Regions from separate parts of the Mus musculus genome. Here region 1 is linked to region 2. A link is a loop called in an ENCODE intact Hi-C map of the cell type or tissue named here. Cell type or tissue: heart. All regions are shown on one strand.

Region 1 (5,000 bases), 70 kb before region 2:
GAGTTGTCATTAAATGCTGGCTCAGATCAAGCAAGCAGGCAGACATAGTGATAGAGCACACACTTCACAGCAAAGGGGAAAACCCAATCAGAAGATGCAAATGGCCTTAAGAACAAGCAAAATCACACAATGGCCCTGAAACAAACTAATGATTTCAACAGACATTTTCATATTGTCAAAGTGTAATATATAAAACTCTCCTATCTGTTCAGGCACTATGGCCAGGAGAGGACGTTAAAGAAAACAATCACAAGTCTCTTTCCCCGCAGCTCCATGGGATGTCAAGGAGCACTCAGTCTGTGACGATTTAGCAAGACAAACTTTATTCTGTACTTGCTTTTTCATAGTGAGACTCGCTGCCAAGCCGCACATACGTTCCGGGCAATGTTCAAAGCTAGTAGCAGATGTAGATTTAAGCAAACAGAATGTGCATTTGAAAAAAGAATTAAATACAGTCTACTTTGGGTGGAGAGAATTATGGAATACACAGATTTCTCAAAAGTTCCATACTCTCTTCACCCCGTCTGTATCATGCATTCATCCCTTGTTTCAATTAACACATCTGTTAGTAATGCCACTCCTGGGACGGCTTTGAATTTTGGTAATGGCTCAATTTTTCACAATAAAGTGTCCAATATAAGTTATTCTTTACCTAGAAACTACACTGTCCTATTTAAAAGAAATGGCAAAATATTGCCTTTGTCCTGATTGGTTAGATATAGTCCTTCAACTAAATATGAATTCTGGCAAAATAATTTCTTTTGAATGTCAGGCTGGGGACAAGGAACTAGAAGTAAGGCAAGAGGGTGGTCACTAGTTTATTTTTTTTAAACTATTAAGAGCTTTTGACAATTAATGGAATATTTGGGGGGTGGTGCTGGTATAAGGAACCTTTATGGTTTAAGGAGTTGCCCATAAAACAGAAGAAAGTAAGAGAATAGCAGATCTTCGTCCTGTCTTCTTAATCAGGATCTTAAAATACAGCTTAAATCTTAAAATACAGCTAGGAAATCTATTGGGAAGTTAACTGTGTGTCATCTGACACTTGTGTATCTCAAATTAATTTACCTGCATGGGATCAGAGACAGACTCTTTACTACATGAAAAACTGCCACAAAATGACTTTCTGACCATTCCAGCATAGTATATGCCAGGCAAAGCAGTTGAGAATCCTGGGTGTGGACAAAATACTTCATAAGGCCCTTTCGTAAGGCAGAAAATATCTCTTTCATATTTACAGCCATCTAGGAGGCACTTCTACAAGGTTAGTGTGATTATAAAACGAGATGCTTGGGAGTGGGTGGGTAGGGGAGTGGGGGGGAGGATATGGGGGACTTTTGGGATAGCACTGGAAATGTAATTGAGGAAAATACGTAATAAAAAATATTTTAAAAAAAAGAAAAAGAAAATGTAGTTGATGAAAAAAAACGAGATGCTACAAATACTCTGAAGGAATGGAGTGTTGATAATCTACTAAAAAAGGCAACAATTATCAGAAAACTGTCTGTGTGTTTATGCCCTACCCCAATCTACAAAGGGTATGAAGTAGCTTTTGCTAAATTATATAAAATAACCAGTCATATCAGGTCAGGAAAAGTATGCATTAGCGAAGAGAACACAGGAATTAGGAGTGAGCAGAGTGACTCAGCACGGGTAACTTCTGGTTCTTGGCATTCCAGCTATCAAAACAAGACGGGAAGTGCTATCATTTACATTGTCCAATAAGAGAGAAATACCTCAAAATATCTCAAGTAGACGAGATTTTCTTTAGTATCTAGCCCTAAATATAGTTTCCACATGTAGCTTCAATAAAAACGATTGTGTAGTTTTAAAAAATGGACTCTTATTTCTACAATAAATAATATCTTGACTTGACAATGCTATAACTCTGGATTTTTTTTTTAATGTGCAAGGAGAGAATGGGGTCATGAGTACTTTTCAAAACAATAAAAATAGTGTACTGAGGGTGGGGATATATATGAGAAGGAACGACTGTCAAACTGAATCAAAGTTTCTCCTATATGGATCTGTGCATCAACTTCAGTCTCCAATTCAAAAAGCAAATCAAAAAACCAGAGTGAGACACACCAATGCCGAACATACTAAATATTCAAAAGAAAGCTAATGATGACCTAGGACTGCTTGCAGATTACAGAAGGTTGGTGTCAAGTGACTCATAGAATCACTGACCTTAGCTGGAAGCACGGTCTGAACTAGGGGCCTGAAAGCCATGGTGGTATCTTCTGGAAAGTGTCTTCCTTACTCGGGAACTGATGATAGATAGCACACAATTTGTCTTTTAGTAGCTTAACTTCACCAAGTAGAAAATAATGATTTCAACTTCCAAAAGCATGGTACTGACAGCACTTTTAGAAGACAAACCTCCAAATGCAAACTGACCCTCTGCTGAACCGACTCTGCCAGAAACAGGTAGAAACAGGTAGTCTAGAGTGACCATCACTCCCAGCCTGCAATGTGCTTCCAGCTTCTTCTTCGGTGCACGAACATTGAGCCATCAGCCTACCACACCTTTACTCAGTTTACAGTCAAATGCACTTGGATGAGAAGTCATTTTTAACACAGCTAAAATCATTGAAACACTGACGGGGAGATTAATGGCATGGGAAACGTTCATTTGAGAGGCAAAGTGAACCAACGTAGACTAGGAATCTGTTCGGATACAAACACCGGTACGGAAACCACCGGTTATGCCTGCGGCCTAAAAGGAACCGTCATAAAGAAATGCCTGAACCAGCAATGCTACTGTCTCTGCCATGGAGAAAGATCAAAGAGGTTTGCCTTCTTAATTGTTTACTATCATTTCCATCTGATTATTTTGTTAGCACTATTAACAGAGAGGGGGCACTCTCCTTCCTGGAGTATTAGAGAGGGTTAAATAGGATAATTAATTCCAAGTCTGATATGACACATCACCTCATGAAGAAATAAAGAGCTTGTTCCCATCACCCAGTGCTCAGAAATACCTAGAATCTCAAGGAAACAGCACTTACCTTGGCTCAAAATCAAATGTTTTGGAAAATTGGGTTTGTTTAATTTGATGCTCAAACATTGAATAAAGTCCTGACATATCATTTCTACTTTGAGATTACAGAAAATGAGAAGACAAAGGAGACTGACTGTACCTGACCAGAAGAGACAGAGTATGACTTCATTAACATTCATCTCATGAAACTAAACTTACAAGTATAAATATGAATGTGGCCAGAATACAATCTACCATGAGAAAGATTACAAAAGGAAAAATACTTGTAGGTACTAAGATTATAAGCTAATTATATTCTGTACAATAAAGAACAGATTCAATAAAAAGAGAGACAAGCTACAGAAATTAGATTTCAGGACTAGGTAACCTTGAATGTTCTATTATTACTGTGCATGTAACAATATAATTACATTGTACTATACAGGTTTCTATCTCCTGATTCCATTTTAAGACAGAGGAAATGAGCCCCTGTCCATGAGGTGACTGAAAGCAAATGCACTGTGTTTTGCTGAAGAGCCATGTTCCATTCCTACAACCCTAACTGTCCACAGGTAAGTTCAGTTTTCCCTTAAATATTAACATTTGTATTTTAAAGTCAGTATTAAAAACACTAGATTTGGCCAGGCAGTGGTGGCACAATCCTTTAATCCCAGCACTCAGGAGGAAGAGGCAGGCAGATCTCTGAGTTCAAAGACAAACTGAGCAGGTTCCATGACACAGAGCCCTGACTTGGAAGGAAACAAACAAACCCCACTAAGTATGAAGAAAATGACTACTGACTACAATGAGCTTCCTCAGCTGCAGTATGAAGAGAAAGACGCTGGGAAACGTGCAAAGTAGCAGTGCTGTTGTCAAACTAGGAAGAGAGAAGATCATCTCCTCGGGGCTCCTTCCATAAGAAAGGTGTCATGTCTTCATAATCACAGTCCCACGACTCACCTGCCACCTCCTCCCATGCGCACTGTGTTTCTTCCAAAGATTTAATGGAATAGAGATCACAGAGCCTCATGCTGAGAAATGGCCACATAGAAATCTTTCAGGCCAACTTACAATAGCTCTGAAGGTAAGAATGCGTGGCTTACTTAAACATCACGGTTCTTTTTGTTTGTTTGTTTGTTTGTTTGTTTGTTTGTTTGTTTTGAGACAGGGTTTCTCTGTGTGGCCGTGGCTGTCCTGGAACTCAGAAATCTGCCTGCCTCTGCCTCCCAAGTGCTAGGCGTGCGCCACCACTGCCCGGCAACATCATTCTTCATTTCCTGTTTAGATACGGTTTAAAAGGCAGTACCCAACCCAAGGCAGGTAAAAATCACACGCATATGATGTTCATAAAAGAGGACTTAAAGCTCTCACCAAAATTCTCAAAGAGAAGCTTAAGATCCAAAAGAGGTTCACAGGTTTTAAGAACAAGGCTGATCCCTGTGGGCATGAGGCAGGATGGAGCCTAGGGGTAAGGCAGTAAGCGTTCCAGTTGGTGGACAGCTATAGAGTAGCACAGATCAGCACAGAGCACCAAAGAGATGCCTTTATGGAAGACATGAAAGACGGGCCAAAAGGTTCAGAGAAAATACCAGCTGTCAGCAGGAGACTCAGCAGGACAATTCTTCCTTTCCTCCAGCTGAGATCAGGAAGGAAACACAGACAAGCCGAAGGGACAGGATCCAGATGAGTGTTTCCTGTGGTAGACAGGGAAGAACCCACACCTCCTGGCAAGTGCTAAGACCAGAGCTGGGATACTAGGGCTGGTTGTAGTGAGGGCCCAGAATGCAGAGGCTGGGGTCCACCCACGTGTGAGAAACATGCCGGGCAGAGTTTGAGAGAACAGCTTCTAGGAGAAATGTGAAAGAGTTTCTTATTCTGCTGCATGGATGTACATGTAGGTGTATGTAGACCTACAGTCTCGCCACCAAACAGCATACTCATCTTAACCTGTAGCGTTTTTACACAGACGTCTAAGTCACTAGTGAGACTTGTCTTTATAGAACCTGAAGCTCATAAA
Region 2 (5,000 bases):
CACAGCCTATGTAGAGTTCATTACTATGCATATTTCAGGTGCCACCTGGGAGAGTCTCAGAACTTCAAGCTGCTATAGAAATGGCTATCTTAAGCAAGCGCCCTAAGGCTTTCCCTACATACCCAGGGACAATGTTTTGTTTTGGTTTTTAAGTCAATAGAAAATGATTCCAAACTTGATGATCACTGTTACAAGGCTCTCTTGTACTTGGTAAGAAGGATAAGTGTGCAAATTGGCAGTCAAACATAGAACTTGGAAAAGACTATGATGTAGTTCCGCAAATTAAAATAAAAAACAATAACAACAACAACAAAACACCCTAGAATATGATTCAAATTTTTAGTGGCATCCCATATCTTTTTAGAACTAAAAAGTGACTAGAAGTTAGATCTAGGTAGAAAGAAAGTCTTTTTTTTTTGTTTTTTGTTTTTAAAGCTTTTAATTGTTTTACGAGGTTGGGATGATATTTCTTTGTCATGAGAGTCCATTCAGGGCAGAGAGTGTGCATACAGGGATAAAGGAAGGATTAAAGTAGAAAATACTGACAATTATGCTTAAGGACTATGAAACCAGCCCTTCTACAGCATCTCATGATTTCAAACCCCTAATTTTATTTTCCATTAAATGAAAGCAGCCATCTCATGGTAGTACTGGGTTTCAGGTCAGGACTGACTTTATAGAGTACCTTAGTTCAATTCCATAAACCTATAAATTGAAATAAAGGGCCAAATGCAAGCAATACATTTCAATCACATTATAAGTCATTAAAAAAAAAAAGTTCCTTCAATCTTTGGCCAAATTGGCCAAGACTAGATCTGGGACAGATTCCAGCCAGAGACAAAAATGCAAACTCCATACTCTCCAGTCTTTGATTCTTTTACCTTAGAGTGGATACCCTACACAGTTAATCAAATTTGAAAACTCCTTATTCATTGTCTTCATTTAACTAAATTGGTTAAGTAACTTCGAAAGTATTTAAATTAGGGGTGTGTGTGTGTGTGTGTGTGTGTGTGTGTGTGTGTCTTTCAATTTTAACCCAGTATGTATTTTTCCTATGTTAGAAACTCCGGACAGAAAAACGTCTATGAAATTGAGATCAGGCCTCCAACTCAACAAACTTTCGGGAAATGAAACTCTTGGAAATTCTCCTAAAACACTGAGGCACTCAGGCTTGGCTTTGGGATGAGAAGATACAAATAATGGCTCTGTAACTGGCCCAGCAGAACTTGAAGATATTCTTTCGTGTCCCTCAAATTGAAACAACTGACCCTAAGAAATGGCAATTTCATGCTGGAAGAAGGAAAAGACGCAGAGCCTGACACCAAGAGGGAATTTAATTTGTCTTCTGGGAAAGAGATTTCCCAGTCTTAATGCCTTCTTAGAACACCTTCCAGGGTAGGACCAAAGTCTTAAAAAATGATGGACAGTGCCACATATTAACCAAGGTTGGTTAGAATTCAGCATTTCTCAACCTGTGGGTCCTGAGCCCTTGAGGTTCAAAAGACTCTTTCACAGGGTCTCCTAATACCATCAGAAAACGCAGATATTGGCATTATGAATCATAGCAGCAACAATGTTACAGTTATGAAGTAGCAATGAAATTGATTTTATGATTGACACACACCACACTTGAGGAAATATATTAAAGGGCTATATTAGGCAGGTTGAGAACCAATGAGTTAGATATTCATGTCCCTGGCTACCTATGTACACTTTAATTTCACTTCAGGACCTCAGAGATTGACTGTCATAATGACTGGCACCTCCGTTTGGCCACACTATGGAAATCCTTTTTTTAAATATTAATTTGGCTGTTTAGTTTATTTGTTTTCCAAGAGAAGATCTCAATGTGTAACTCTGGCTGCTTTGGAACTCACTATGAAGATCAGGCTGTCCTGGAACTCAGAAACCTTCTTGCCTCTGCCTCCTGGGATTAAAGATGTGTACGCCACCACAACCAGCAAATTTATGTCAATTGGGTTCTCCAGGATGAGTTAGAGACTGTGCTGTCAATTTGGGTAACACCTTTTTACCATAGAATCAGTTCATTCGTAAGGTGTTGTAAAATACCCGTGAACATCAAGGAGTCAGTGTGAGCTCCAGACGCTTAGGAACCACGTGCCCTTTGCTTCCTTGAAGACCAGCAAAACCTCCCAAGTTAAGGTCGTCCAACCTTGGCTCATTTTCTTCACTTGGAAACTAAAAACATTCTTGGGAATGATACATAGTGAATGGCAAGTTACAAAGTGCCTGGGTCAATGGTACCATAATTAGTTATTTTCATATTACTAGTCTTTTAGAGACTTCCTAAGTGTCAGGCAAAGAGCTACACAAAGCAAGGACTATTAGTCCAGCTCGCGAGTGTGCATGTGCCAACCTGCGCCAATTTGCGCACTCCGAGGCTCCTCTGCACAGAAAGCTCCGCCCCCTAAAGCTCGCGCTAGGAAGTGGGAGTGGTCGTTCCTTTGCGAACTACAGAATCCGAGAGGCGGGCTGTGGAAATAAGGGAGTGTACTTCCGGGTCGAAGGGGCTTCGTTCCGGGAAATACAAATTTCTAGGAGTGCGGAAGTGAGGCTGGTGCCGGTGAGTCCGGTGGCTTAAACAGGCATGAAGATCACCAGGCAGAAACACGCCAAGAAGCATCTCGGCTTTTTCCGCAACAATTTCGGAGTCCGCGAGCCCTACCAGATCCTTCTGGATGGCACTTTCTGCCAGGCGGCGCTGCGGGGTCGCATCCAGCTGCGGGACCAGCTGCCCCGCTACCTTATGGGAGAGACCCAGCTGTGCACCACGAGGTGGGTCTGCGGGGCGGGGTCGCGGGTGTGGCCCAGAGTTCTCCACGGTGCCAACCAAGTCGGTTACCTTGGGCCGCGACTGACCGAAAAGTCAGGCAGATGGTACTGTGCCTTGTGAATATTCAGTTATTTCTGAGAAAAATCAGAACAGGTAACATGTGGACCTGACTTGGACTTCTGGTTCCAATTAAAACCAGCTGTGTGGTCTCAGGCAAGAAATGGTGTAGCTGTAGAGAGCATAACTTCTTCAAAGTTGATATAAAGTCACGTGAGGTATCATTTACATTGGACATTTCTCAACATCCAAAAGCTAACACCCATTCTGTGGCGGTTGTTACTTATAACCCAAAGGTTTTCAAGCCTTCCAACTGCCAGTGAGGTTTTATCTTCAATTCCTAGGAAAAGAAGTCAAGGCTGGAGATATTAAAAACTTTACCCAAGGCCATTTTTAAAGTACCAACCAAATGGCAATCACTGCTCCAGACCCTGAGGACACCTTAGTGGGCAAGACGAAGGCCTAGCCTTAGCCTTCATGGGCTGTAAAGTCAACTCCTGATGGCTGTTTTTCACTCCACATCTGTGCCTCCTCACTTCATGTAAGAGAGCACACCTAGGGTAGCACACCCGGGAGCAGGAGTGTGTGAGAGGGGTGGGCGTGGGGGGTGCGGGTGGGGGTTATTTTAAAAGGTCTCATAGAATCGATGTTCGACCCCCTCTGAGGCTTGTTTAGAACTGAGGAGGAAATGTCTGTTTTCAATGATAGAAATAGTAATGTTATTGTTTTAGAGAACTTTTGAACAAATAGAATTGGTTGATGCCTGAACCATATTTAATTTTGGGACTTGAAGATATATATTATATCTAATATTATGGGACATGAAAATAGGGAAAAGGTAAACTGAAGCTAGACCATGAATAAGAATTTTAGTAGTTTTTGTGGAATATTTATTTAAGTAAATAAATTGAGTTCAACTACAGCTTACAAATAGCCAGTTAAGGTGTTCTTTATACATTTGTCCGAGTCAAGCCGTGACGTGTGCTGTTCATGTTCTACTTTGCAGTAAACAGCCTTCCACATTTAGAATTTCTTAAGTAATGCTCTTTCCGAGTTGCAGATAACCTCAAAGTTTTAATCTCAGGCTGGAAAGATGGCTCAGTTGTTAAGCATGCTTCCTGCCCTTCCAGAGGACCTGAGATGGTTCCTAGCATCACTGTCAGGGGTCTCACAACTGCTTGTAACTCCAGCTCCAGGGGCTCCAACACCCTCTTCTGGCCTCTACAGCTAACCACCCACATATACATAAAAAAAATTTTTTTTTTTTTTGGAGTCTAGGTGATGGTTTCAAAACAGGGTTTCCCTGTGTATCCCTGGCTGCCCTGGAACTCACTTTGTATATCAGGATGGCCTTGAACTCAGAGATTCTCCTGCCTCTGCCTTCTGAAATCTGGGATTAAAGGTGTGTGGCACCACCATCACCCAGCCCAACACACACAAACTTTTAAATATGATCCCTTTAGCCTTAGGAGCTGCCTGTACAGCTTTTAACAGCCTCTGTCCCTGGATTAGCTGCTTCTGAATGTAAGTAGTTTGTTTCCTCCCACGTGCCATACCAATACTAACAGTCCCGTGCTGTGATACAACCAGGCGGGAAGTACTACATGTACATGTCATAGTTCCCCAAGGACTTCAACTACGGAGTCACTCAAGGGAGGTTACACCTGTGATACAAATACTCTGCAAGGCTGAGTCAGGAGGAGTACCATGAGTTTGAAGAAGGCCTGGCAAGAGCCATTCTCAAGGAGGAAGAAGAGAAAGGACAACAACCACTTAACTTTGGGAATTTTTGTTTTTTTTGTGGTTTGGGATTTTGTTTGTTTAGTTGGTTGGTTTTTTGTTGTTGTTGTTTTGGTTTTTTGTTTGTTTGTTTTATACAAGATTTCTCTGTGTAGCCCTGGCTGTTCTGAAACATGCTCTATAGACCAGGCTGGCCTCAAACTCAGAGATCACCTGCCTCTGCTTCTTTCTGCTTCTGCCCCTCTGCCCCTCTGCCCCTCTCTCTGCCTCTGCCTCCCAGGTGCTGAGATTAAAGGTGTGCACAACCACCACCCAGCTACTTTGGGAATTTGTCAACCAACACAAGATTGAAGACCCTGATACCCAGCATTTGCTGGTCCCAGAAAGCCCATTCTTGTTGTCCCCGTCT

The links. Peaks named below come from ENCODE experiments on the same cell type or tissue, not always from the same donor. Only the 100,000 strongest peaks of a DNase experiment are listed, where the experiment ranks them.
Region 1: it touches region 2 in a loop (1.9-fold over the local background); 1 of 42 quality-filtered maps calls a loop at or near these places.

The regions. Positions count from the first base shown.
Region 1 is chr15:51,805,075-51,810,074 of GRCm38, forward strand. The region is part of intron 2 of Eif3h (eukaryotic translation initiation factor 3, subunit H); the gene reads right to left. Among named protein-coding and RNA genes, the nearest start is that of Gm41320, 33 kb to the left of the region's middle. In heart, no CTCF peak of the experiment used is centred here; no DNase peak of the experiment used is centred here.
Region 2 is chr15:51,874,915-51,879,914 of GRCm38, forward strand. It overlaps Utp23 (UTP23 small subunit processome component), which reads left to right and starts at 2,527. Exons shown (of 3, transcript NM_030132.5): 1 at 2,527-2,796. The coding sequence starts at 2,609. In heart, a CTCF peak has its summit at 2,502; a DNase peak (open chromatin) is centred at 2,517; H3K4me3 peaks cover 1,594 bases; H3K27ac peaks cover 1,022 bases.